Linked DNA regions of Homo sapiens: region 2 is linked to region 1. Evidence: chromatin contacts called from ENCODE Hi-C or POLR2A ChIA-PET data. All regions are on one chromosome and are shown on one strand. Each heading gives the region's core, a stretch centred on a gene start or an enhancer-like site at or near the end of the contact. The rest is flanking DNA. Distances are from core to core; before and after follow the strand shown. Region 1 holds the start of FAM120A (family with sequence similarity 120 member A). Region 2 holds the start of TRMO (tRNA methyltransferase O).

The links. Hi-C counts contacts between places; a loop is a spot of excess contacts on that map. ChIA-PET counts read pairs that join two places held with the same protein, here RNA polymerase II (POLR2A). Pooled maps may share reads with other maps.
Region 2: a map with no recorded cell type shows a loop between it and region 1 (18-fold over the local background). The contact joins the promoter of TRMO here to the promoter of FAM120A in region 1. A Hi-C loop is called at or near these places in 1 of 37 single-sample maps with no recorded cell type and 10 of 50 pooled maps. POLR2A ChIA-PET finds 5 or more read pairs at or near these places in 1 of 52 experiments (activated CD4-positive, alpha-beta T cell).

The regions. Positions count from the first base shown.
Region 1 is chr9:93,447,952-93,453,837 of GRCh38, reverse strand. FAM120A (family with sequence similarity 120 member A) reads right to left here and starts at 2,153. Exons shown (of 18, transcript NM_014612.5): 1 at 1,449-2,153. The coding sequence starts at 1,922. It overlaps FAM120AOS (family with sequence similarity 120 member A opposite strand), which reads left to right and starts at 257. Exons shown (of 3, transcript NM_198841.4): 1 at 257-1,691; 2 at 3,239-3,359. The coding sequence starts at 1,129. RefSeq lists enhancers at 57-351, 415-544, 2,124-2,673 and silencers at 1,264-1,443, 1,744-1,873, 2,014-2,543.
Region 2 is chr9:97,919,151-97,925,036 of GRCh38, reverse strand. TRMO (tRNA methyltransferase O) reads left to right here and starts at 2,537. Exons shown (of 5, transcript NM_016481.5): 1 at 2,537-2,619. The coding sequence starts at 2,544. RefSeq lists an enhancer at 2,485-2,934.

The DNA.
Region 1 (5,886 bases), core at 904-3,403:
ACACTTTTACGCTCTATTAGGGAGATGGATCGCTTCAGACAAATGGCAGCACCTTACTTCCCTGAGCGCCCCAGGCTCCGATTCAGAAATTAAAAGGCAGGCACTTCCTCTCACCCGAACTTCCCTGAGGAATGGCAGCTGTGTGTCTGCCAGGCGCAGGGGCCAATCGGGACTCTGCCGGCCGCCTCCACCCACGACTTAAACACCATCTCACCAATTGCAACCGGATCGTGGGTGGGACTTCCGCTATCATTTTAGGCTTAACTACCACCATCTCCTCGCGGGCAGTGGGGGCAACCGCGAAGACAGAATTTCACAAACTTTCAGCTCCAGCAGTTTCAAGGAAATGTCAAATGACAAGATGGAAGACCGAGTGTCAAGAGCTAAGACAACAAAAAGGCCCCCAAAATTTGTTTTCAAGAAAACCAATGAAAAAAGCAAGCAATCAGAACGTGAAGTCCAGGATCATGGATGTGCTTATCTTCACAGTCACTGCTGGGTCCTGAAGTTCTCCTCTGGCCCAGTGCCAGCTGCGAAGCCCTCTGCCAAAGGGCCAGAGGAGGCCGGTGATATAGAGCTCTGATTACCCACCCGTCAGGGCACCGCTGAAGGTCACTGAATACTTACTGTGCACCCGAAAAATAAATCCTGCGAGTTCACGCCCGCGTAGTTCGCCCCCTGATTTTGAGCGACTCCTTTCGCATGGGATCTACAAAACCGAACTGCCTTAAAGACCTCTTTCACACGGACGTGAAGTCACAGAACTGACAAAATCCCATCCTGTCAAAGTGCACGGGTCTTTGAAATCTAACACAAAAAGCCATAGAAAGATTCTCTAAACACCCTGTACTAAGAGGAACACGGACAGGGCACTGCGTTCTGAAGTAGAGGCCAGGGCACTGGCCCTTAGACACGTCTCGCTGTCACCGGGCTAACAACATTGGCAAGGGCGGCGGCAGCAGCACTGATATTTGCAGCCCCCAAGGGCTCTGGCGAAACCCCCTCTATTACTCTGTATCCTGCCTGCTTCCAAGATGAACCTGTTGCTGGGAAAGAACAGGCTAAATTAGAAAAGGGAGTATTTTGTCAAAGTTGAAGGTGAGTGATAGCCTGCCCGCCTCAAATAGGATGGGAAAAACTAAGGATATTGGGGATGATGACACTGTCGCCTCCGAATTCTGGTCCGGGGCTCTCTCCCAGCCCTCAAGTGTCCCCACGCGGCCGCGGACCCCGAACAGGGACAGCTGGAGACGGGCTTGGGCAGCGCGCGGCCTGCACCCGCGGCCATCCATCTTGCAGCCCGGCCCGGCCAGGCTATCCCGGGCAAGGGCTGGGGGAACTCGCTGCCCCCAGCGCCGCCACGGCCGGGCGACATTCTGCGCCCTGGGAAGGGGGATAGGGGTGCGGCGCGGCCCCGGTCCCCGGCCCGCCCGGATCCCCGGCCTCACCTTGACGTGGAAGCGGATGAGCGCCAGGCGGATGCAGTGGGCCATGCAGACGGGCGGCAGGAACCAGACCTTTGGCGGCGGGGTGCCCTTGTTCTGGACATGGCTGACGATCTGCTGTGCCGTCTGGCGCTCGTTGCCCTGCCGCTTGACCCACTCGTGCAGCCGGGCCTTCTCGAGCGCGCCGTTGAAGAAGACGAAGAGCTCGATGTTGCCGCCGAAGCAGGCCTTGGCCAGCGCCGCCAGGTAGCCAAGCATGTGGTTCCACTGGCCGCCGCTGACCCAGTCGGTGTAGAAGCCGCCGTAGAGGCGGTGCAGGCAGTTGTCGGCGTCCACCAGCAGGCGCAGCGGGGTCTGCGGGGGCCGCTGCCGCCCGCCGCCCACCAGGCTGCCCCGGGCCAGCTTCTGCAGCTCCACCGGCACCACGGCGCTCGGGCAGTGCTTCTCGATGTAGTCCTGGAAGCCCTGCACGCCCATGGCGGCGGCGGGGGCGCGGGCGCGGGTGCGGGCGGGGGGCGGCGGGGCCGGGGGTGGTGGGGCCGTGGCGCGCGGGCGGGCTGGCGGGCGGGGGCGGCGGCCTCTAGGGGGGACTGGGGCGGGTCGGGGGCGCGCTCATGGCCGCCGCGGCCGCCATGTGCTGCCGCCTCCCAGGGCCATGTCTGGGGAGGGACCTGCCGCCGCCGCCGCTGCCGCCGCTGCGAGGCCGAGGCCGAGGCCGAGGCTGAGGGCCGGGGCGGGGCGGGCGGGCGGCGCTGACGTAGCGGACCCGCCCGGCGCGGACGCCGCCCAGGCCCGCCGGCTAGCAGGCGGAAGAGGCGGCGCCGGCGGGACGCGGCTCGGGGCTCCCGGAGGCGGCGGCGGAGGCGGAGGCCCGGAGTTGGGCCGGGACGGGATCCGGGAGGCTTCTGAGCCGGAGCAGGCAGCGCCTGGAGGCCAGAGGCCGTTCGCCCGCCTCAGGCCGGTCGGCCGCCGCTCCCCTCCCCTGCGCCCTGTTCCCGGCAGGGCCAGAGAGGCCGCCGCCTCCGCCCGGTGGTTCTCGGGCGAAGGGAAGCCGCGAAGCAGGTCCTGGGGAAGAGCTCGCCTGCTCCTGAGGGAAGCAGCGATAAGATGGCGCTTTGAAGGGGAGCCGAGGCCGAGTCACTCTGTTCGTCGGGACGCCGCCTTTCTAACGCCGCCGTCGGCTCGCACCACTCTGGGCCTGCTGCCCACACTGACTGCGGGGTCCGGGAGAGCGGGATGCTGGCCGGCCGCGCCTGGCTTCTTGGAAAGAGCAGGAAGGAGCGCGAGAATGCAGTTCCGCGGCAGGTGCTCATCCCAGCAGCTTCGGGCTCTCGGTTGTGGTTTTTACACCTATGACAAATGACATGGCCAAACACACCATAATGTCTGAAGGTACAGGTAGCCCTAAGCGCCTGCTCGTCACGGAAGAGACTGTCTTGAGAGCACAGGTCTGTTGCAGCGTGGGAAAGCCTGCGTTACCACTGCGCAATGGCTAGACTGAAACGTGCGCCTTTGCAGTGGATCTCCCAGCTCTTCTGAGGGAGAGGGATTTGAATCTTGTTGCTTTAGTAGCATCTTCTGGAAGGAGGTCGTTTACGTAAATTCTGTTCCAAAGCTCTGTCGTAACTGCTTCTAAAATGAGGTTGATACTGTATGTATATTAGGCTTGCATAAAACATTTTCAAAAAGAGATTAATGTCTTTCAGAATATAAATTTAGAAACCCAGCACTCTAAAAGTTTTAAAGTGCCGCTTTTACTTACCTTCATCTCTCCATTTGTTCTTTTTTTGGAGAAACCTCTGTAGAGGAGCAGGATGCAACCGACAGGCTGTGGCCGGACAGCTGCTGCCCAGCACATGGAGCCTGCACGCGCACGGTTTGGCCAAAGAAGCCCCCATACTCCCGGTGAAAAAGGCAAGTTGGATTTTTCTGCTTTCTTTTCTGATACCCACCTCAAATGCAAGCCAGTATCATACGTACATAAATTAAATGCTGCTGGTATTTTAGGAAGTTACATTTAAAAGCAGGCTGACAAGTTATGCCACTCACCTATGCATAAAATTAGTCACAAAGCCAGGATGACATGTTATCTAAAAATAATACAGGCCAGGTGCGGTGGCTCACGCCTGTAATCCCAGCATTTTGGGAGGCCGAGGCGGGTGAATCATTTGAGATCAGGAGTTCGAGACCAGCCTGGCCAACATGGTGAAACCCCGTCTCTACTAAAAATGCAAAAATTAGGCGGGCCTGGTGGTGTGTGCGCCTGTAATCCCAGCTACTTGGGAGGCTGAGGCAGGAGAATTGGTTGAACCCGGGAGGCGGAGGTTGCAGTCAGCGGAGATGGCACCACTGCACTCTCTAGCCTGGGCAAAAAGCGAGATTCCGTCTCAAAAATAAATAAATAAATAAAAGAAATAATACAGTTAGCCATTAAATAACGAGCAAAATCCAGAAATATCCAAATTTGCTTTTATAACCCAAGGCAGGTTCACAAGGTGAGGAGTAGTAGTTTTTAATCACTCGTATTTTCATTTGTAGCATTGCATTCCGTGTATTTACCTTTTCTTTAAACACTCTTGCTTTTAATTTTTAAAAATGCATTAGTGCGGCCGGGCGTGGTGGCTCACGCCTGTAATCCCAGCACGTTGGGAGGCCGAGGCGGGCAGATCACGAGGTCAAGAGATGGAGACCATCCTAGCCAACATGGTAAAACCCCATCTCTACTAAAAACACAAAAATTAGCCGAGCGTGGTGGTGCGCACCTGTAGTCCCAGCTACTCGGGAGGCTGAGGCAGGAGAATTGCTTGAACCTGGGAGGTGGAGGTTGCAGTGATCACGCCACTGCACTCCAGACTGGCAACAGAGCGAGGCTCCATCTCAAAAAAAAAAAAAAAAAAAAATGCCAGTGCCAGTATCTGGAATTCTGGAAATAAATTTATTTTCACCTTATTATATTGTAGAGGTCTAAGGTTCTGGAGTCAGGCCCCCAATATCCATCTTATGATAAGTCTGTGCCCTTGCAAAAATATTTACCTTATTGAACCTTGGATTTTATCATCTGTAAAATCAACATATTAATAGTACTTAACCTCCCAGGTTGTTATAAGGATTAAATCAGATAACCTGTGTGCCTGCCACACAACAAATGCTCAATAAATGTTGGCTTTTGTAGTTATTTCCAGAAACTGTATTTGTCTAGACTTATACTCGAGAACATAGACCAGTTATTGTACTTTTGGAAAGTTTAAAATTCATTATTGTATCATAACACATAAAACTCAATTCTTAGTTGCCCTATTTAGCTTTGTGTTCTTTAAAAAAAAAAAAAAAAAACTTTATTTATTGAGTAGCTATTGATGGTGGGCAAAATGTTTAGCTGACAAACACTTATATACTCTGCATCCTTAACTCAAATTCAGGGGTTGGTTGAAGTTAAATTGCTTAAATATTGAGGTAAAAATAAACATCTGGGCCGGGCGCAGTGGCTCACGCCTGTAATCCCAGCACTTTGGGAGGCTGAGGTGGGCGGATCACAAGGTCAGGAAATCCAGACCATCCTGGCTAACACGGTGAAACTCCGTCTCTACTAAAAAAAATACAAAAAAAAATTAGCCGGGCGTGGTGGCAGGCGCCTATAGTCCCAGCTACTCAGGAGGCTGAGGCAGGAGAATGGCGTGAACCCAGGAGGCGGAGCTTGCAGTGAGCCGAGATCACGCCACTGCATTCTAGCCTGGGCAACAGAGCGAGACTCCATCTTAAAAATAAAAAATAAAAAATAAACATCTGTATTTAAAATTTAATAAAAAGTTATGTCTTCTTGGAGGTTACAATATGACAACTAATGGTTGGGGACTTTTTCTTTTTTTATTTTGTATTTATTTTATTTATTTTTTCTCCCCCAAGATGGAGTCTTGCTCTGTTGCCCAGGCTGGAGTACAATGATGTGTTCTCAGCTCACTGCAACCTCCCTCTCCCAGGTTCAAGTGATCTCCTGCCTCAGCCTCTGGAGTAGCTGGGATTACAGGTACACACCATCACACCTGGCTAAGTTTTGTATTTTTAGTAGAGACGGGGTTTCACCATGTTGGCCAGGCCAGTCTCGAACTCCTGACTTCAAGTGATCCACTTGCCTCTGCCTCCCAAAGTGCAGGGATTACAGGCATGAGCTACCGCGCCCAGCCTAATATCATTAATTAATATTTTACTTAGGTGAGGTATCTAACCACCAACAATAACAGATGAGTTTCCAGTTTTTCAAACAAGGTAATAAGAGACCTTAATGCTGCCCATGTAATCATTAGCAGATGTTGGGAGACCAGCAGACTGGAGCTAAGCAGGGAGTCTGCGATCATGGAAGAGAGCAAATTAATCCACACTAGGGATTCTAACCTATAATGTTTACCTAGCACCAGCCCTGTTAATTAATTGTCAATTTAAATTA
Region 2 (5,886 bases), core at 1,288-3,787, 4.5 Mb before region 1:
TCTTACCTCTCAATGACACTTCAACATTTATACTTTCACATAAACTATTTTATTTGATCTGTACAAAAGTATGTGAAATAGGCCAGGCGGTGATTATCACTCTCACTTAAAGATGAGGGAATAACATAGAGGGAAGGTACTCACCCAAAGTCACATCTGACTTCCTCAGTGCTTTTTTTTCTTCTTTGGAATGTGCTTCTGTCTCAATTTCACCTGCCAGAGTGGGCCAAAATTAGAGGAAAAAAAAGAGTAAACTGAAGTCTCAAGTTCTAACAGCGTTGCATTAAGATGGACCTTAAGAGATTTGCATACGTACAGTGCACAGGAGCACAAAGATGAGATGGGGAAGGAGAGGGAAAGAGGAATGCAGTACATTAGAGGAAGCAGAATTTCTCTCTCCACCTCTCGGGACCCTTTCTGCTTGCCCTCTTACATCACTCCCTGCATTCACACACCACTTCTGCTTTCTCACCATTCTTGTTTAAACATCACTGTGCATCTAAAATTCTTCTGGCGTTCTTCTTGGCTTAGAACCTTTAGGTGACAGAATTAAAGTTTTGCAAGAATCCTTCTAGCTTGACTTTGTGCTGCCCTCCTCTCATGTTAGGTTAGAAACCCATGAACCATATGATATTATAGCCAAAATGATGTGTGGGACGGTTCAAAGCTTTAGTTGATTCTCAAAGGGGTCCTTCACCCAAATGAGAGGTTAAGAATCACTCTACTGAGAAGTGTTTCTCAAAGTAGTACAAGCTGAAGACTACATAATTATTTAGGTCATTTCTTTAAGGCAGATTTCTAGGTCTTACATCTGGAGGAGAGGTTAAGTCTTATAAACTGCAAATAATCACATATAATTCCAGACAAGATAATAAGAACTTCAAATCATAGACTAAAAAATGTGCTGCATATTTAAGTTCCCGTTTTCAGTCAAGAGAAATTTTACCTATAAAAGAAGTAGCAATCTATTTCCCTAGTATATTCAAATCAGCTTTGCATTTCAGTACTTGTCACACTTGGTAATTACATATTTTTTTGTGTGATTAACAACGTCTACCATGCCCTCCAGGAGGGCAAATATCTCTTTAAATCTAGTCTTTCCACAGATAAAGCGGGACTATCATTTTTAGCAACACCACCATCTAGTGGCAAGCGCAGTAATTCTGGCCCAGTTTTATAAACACACACATACACACACACGCGCGCGCGCTATATATATATAAAACAATGATTTTCAAACTTGTTTCTCCAGCTGCACAGAGCTGTCCCTCCTAAAAAAAATGGCAGCCTTTTCCAAGTTGTCCTGTAAAAATGACCTGCCAAAAGACACTATATGAATTTGATCAGTTTTATCTTATTTTTTAAACCACAATCTTTAATTATTTGGCTCCTCCTGCTGGTTATTTTCTACCAGAAATCAATGACAAATGGACAGACATGGAAACATCTTTTCATGGTTGTTAGACTTTTCAATCTGTGACTCATATGCTTTTGAATATTTTATACTGCAGATGTTAACAGATAAAAAGATAAAAGATTTTAAAATTTCTCCCAGAAAGAGAATTATATACAGAGAAACTTACTAAAGGTGAGAGACAGCATTACAAGTGGGTAAAAGATAGGCTATCATTGCAAGGACAACTGGTCATTGCATGGGATTAAATGATTCTTGTTAGCTCTTAGCTTCTCAGAGCTGTCCAGAAACGACAATAATCCCCACAATGCACATGGCATGTTGACTCTTATAATTCCATTCTCACTTCAGTTCCGGTAAGGTGTGGAGCACAAGAAACAGTTCCCACTCCTTAACCCCTAGCACATAGTAGGGCTCCTTTATAACATCCACCACACTTGAAATAAGACTTATTTGGGGTTGTTTCTGACAAAGCATAACTTATATTATGGAAAAATTTCCCACCACCCAGGGATAATTTTTTTTTTTTTTTTTTTTTTTTTTTTTTTTTTTTTTTTGATACGAGGTCTCGCTCTGTCACCCAGGCTGGAGTGCAGTGGCGCGATCACGGTTCACTGCAGCCTCAAACTCCTGGGCTCAAGCGATCCTCCCGCCTCAATCTCCTGGGTAGCTGGGACCACAGGTGCCTGAGAATTCTTAACATTTCTTAACGTCCAGTCCTTCCGCTCTGTGTTAATTACATATACACATCCCTTAAAAATTAGGGTCATACTGGACGTATAGGTTACTTAATAATGTTTCGAGAGAGACATAGTTGCGAGTTCTTCATGGAGGTGTGTTCCCTCTCAAAAAGCGCGGGAAGCCGGAGTCGCATTCTACCCTAGGAGGGCGGGCAACTGTAGCAGCTGTGTGTAAGATAAACGAGATTGGGGTCCCGGAGGGGCACACGCCCGGGATAGGGTTCGAAGCCCCATGGAGAACTCAAAGCTTCCCTCAACGCCACCCTGCGCGCGCACATTCTCCTGGGTTCGCGGGACCTCGCCGGCGAGGCCACTGCGCATGCGTCAGGCATGGAGAGCGGAAGCGGAAGGTTGAATGCGTCGGGTGGGCACCTCAGCAACCAGTAGCCATGCGCGGCTTGGAGGAGTCGGGGCCTCGGCCTACAGCGACCCCGTGCGGCTGCGTTAAGCCGGCTCTGGAGACAGGTAACTTCCAACACCGGCGGTGCCACACTCTGGAGAGGTTTAGGCCCAGGCAGCGGACTTCGTTGCCGAGAGGGGTGTAAAACGCACGATCTGGAACTGACGTGCGTCATTCTTTTACCTACGGCGAAGGCACGGGTCACGTGCTGCGGAGACCACGTGATGTGCTTTGGCGAGCGGGATGACGTCATCTGGCTTGTTCCGCTTTGTTATAAGACTTGTACTGTCTGCGTAGTCTTGGCTCAGTAGCTGGAGCAGCTACGTGCAGCGTAGGGGCTTTTCTCTTAGGGGTTTCCTTGCCATAGCGTATGGGAGATGGTGTTAGGCGGGTTAGGAATTAATAAATGCCATAGAGAGGCATCCTGCGCTGTAGGAATGAGGACAGAGAAGGGGGAAAGTTTCTGGGGGAGAAAATAGTTTTAAATTGGGCCTAGAAAGACAAGGCATGAATTTGTTTCTCTTTACTCACACGTTTTCATAGAGGAATATATTAGCTTTAGAAACTGGAAAGCAAATGGAAGAAAATTAAAATAACCTGCCAGAGAAAGCCATTGTCAATATCTTGGTGTCTACCTTCCACGCTTGTTTCTTTGCATACACACTTGGAAAGTGAGGTACTATACGACCTGTTTAGTAACGTTAAAATAATTTAAAAAAAAATCTTAACAGGGCAGTTAATGTTAATTATAACACTTTGGGCCGGGCGCAGCGGCTCATGCCTGTAATCCCAGCACTTTGGGAGGCCGAGGTGGGCGGATCACGAGGTCAGGAGATCGAGACCATCCTGGCTAACACGGTGAAACCTCGTCTCTACTAAAAAATACAAAAAAATCAGCCGGGCGTGGTGGTGGGCTCCTGTAGTCCCAGCTACTCGGGAGGCTGAGGCAGGAGAATGGCATGAACCCGGGAGGCGGGCTTGCAGTGAGCCGAGATCGCGCCACTGCACTCCGGCCTGGGCGACAGAGCGAGACTCCGTCTCAAAAAAAAAAAAAAAAAATTAACACTTTGTTTTGTTATTATTAATTTTTGTAGAGGCAAGCTCTCACCGTGTTGCCCAGGCTGGTCTCAAACTCCTGGGCTTAAGCAATCCACCTGCCTTAGCCTCCCAAAGTTTTGGGATTACAGGCATGAGCCACTGCAACCAGCCTAACGCTTTGTTTTAGATATGTGCTCTAATTTAACCAGCTTCCTGTTACTGAGCATTTAAGTTATTGCCAGTTTGCATTGTTCTAAAAGAAAGCTCTTGAAGCCGAAATGTTTGTGTACATTCTAAAGTTTGAACTTTGTTAAATTTCTTGGAAGTGCTATTACCTGGCCAAATGTGCTTATTTAAAAAAAATTGTTGCACACTGCCGATTACAGGTCTCATATTTTGACAGGAAGGAAAACGCAGAAGCCAGGGCTCAGAAGTCTACACAGTATAGGTTTGGGGAGCTAGAAGTCTAAAGTGTTGGATGGAACAGGGAGGTGGGAACCTTTGGATTCTGATTGTGAAGAAACTTGAGTACCAGGCTAAGAAATACAAAGTCTGTTAACAGTGGAGAATATGAAAAGTTTAAAGTTAAAGAGTTAGCATAACACAAGAAACTCTAGGAGTGTTGAGGATTCGTCTAGAGTATTTTGAGAAGGGGAAGAACTTGCAGTGGGGACAGAAAGCCTAAGAAGGGTAATTTAATAGTACAGGTGGAAATGAAAAGGACCTGAACTTATTTTCAGAGCAAGACGTGTAGACAATCCTGTACACAAAAAACCCCACATTGATTGCTTGCTGGCTTTTTACTTATTACACAGTTAATACAGTTGTAATGTTTAAATGAGGAAAAAGCCTGAGCAGGGACTTTAAAAAGCACTCCTTGCTGGGCACCTTCTATTTTATTGGATGCTTTCCTATTTTATTAGTACTTTTACAGCTTTCCAAAGTAGGTAGTATCCCTTGTTTTATAGATGAGAAAACGGATTCAGAGAGAGAAGCTAGTTTTTCCCATGGTCACACAGCTAGTGTAGTGGCCCTGTGTTGTTTTTATCCTTTCTCCATTCTGAAACCAGTCCTAATTCTCTCATGCTCCTTTGAGGAACCACTTCTCCCCATTTCCATGAGGTTCTTGTGCTGGTTTTTGTCATACCTGTGCTTATTTATCTCTATCCCTGCAAAGGCACCTAGCTAGAATTGTTGATTTACTTGTCTTTCTCTGTCAATGTACTGGAAACCCTTGAGGACGAGAACTGGTTCATATTTGTACCCCAAGTCCTTAGCACAGTGCTTACCAAAATGGTAGGTGTTTACTGTTCTTTTGGGTTTTTGTTGTTGTCGTTTTGAGATAGGCAAGAAGAAGAAGACCAGAATTCCCCTTGGCAAACGGTGTCAGGTCTCTGCTTCAAATAGCATTTATATTTCATAGCATTATCCCCAGGAGGGCACAGAGAATGTATAAATATGTCCCAGAAGAGTTCAGACGTACTAGGATATGGATATTTGGTATTTTGAGAGTGGTCCCAAACATTTTAGAGTAGCAGAGTTAGAAGAACTCTTTCAAAGTAGCTCTTGAGTATACTTCCAGTTCATTGCTAATCCAGTGTTGTCTTGCTTATGTTCTTAAGGAGATGCACAAAGAGGATAGAAGTAAATCTAATTAGAGGATAGAAGTAAATCTAATTGGCAGCCACTTATATTTATCATATCATATGTGTAATCTGTGAAAAACAGGCATAGACTGATTTAGTGAAGTGATAAATCAGCTATAATATAAATTCCTAGGCCCCAAATCAAAGAGTCAAGGGCAGAAGTCTTTGATTACTTTACTGCTGACAGGACATTTCCCATGATATTGAAGCATGGTGTGATAGTCTCCTCAACTATTAAATTCCACTGTAGTAAGAGTTCTTGGTTTGTATCTTTTCTCCAAACTTAACACAATGTCTGGCAATTGTAGACACTTGGAAAATAGTGTTTCTCTCTTTCTTTTCTTTTCTTTCCTTTCTTTCCCTTTCCTCCCTTTCCTTTCTTTTCTTTCCTTTTTCTTTTCTCTTTTCTTTTCTTTTCTTTCTTTCTTTTTTTTTTCTTCTCTTTGTGGAGCAGAGCTAACTCATGGGCAGTGTGCCCAGAGTATCAGCCAGAAAATGTTTCTTGAACAAATGAAAAGAAGACACAGGGATTTTGTGGCTGGGCTAGGGGTCTTTTTTGGCCATTTATCTTCCAGACATAAAGAAGATATGCCAGGTCGTTTGGCCTCAGTTTCTTCATTTTTAAGATGTCTACTATATCTGTTCCAT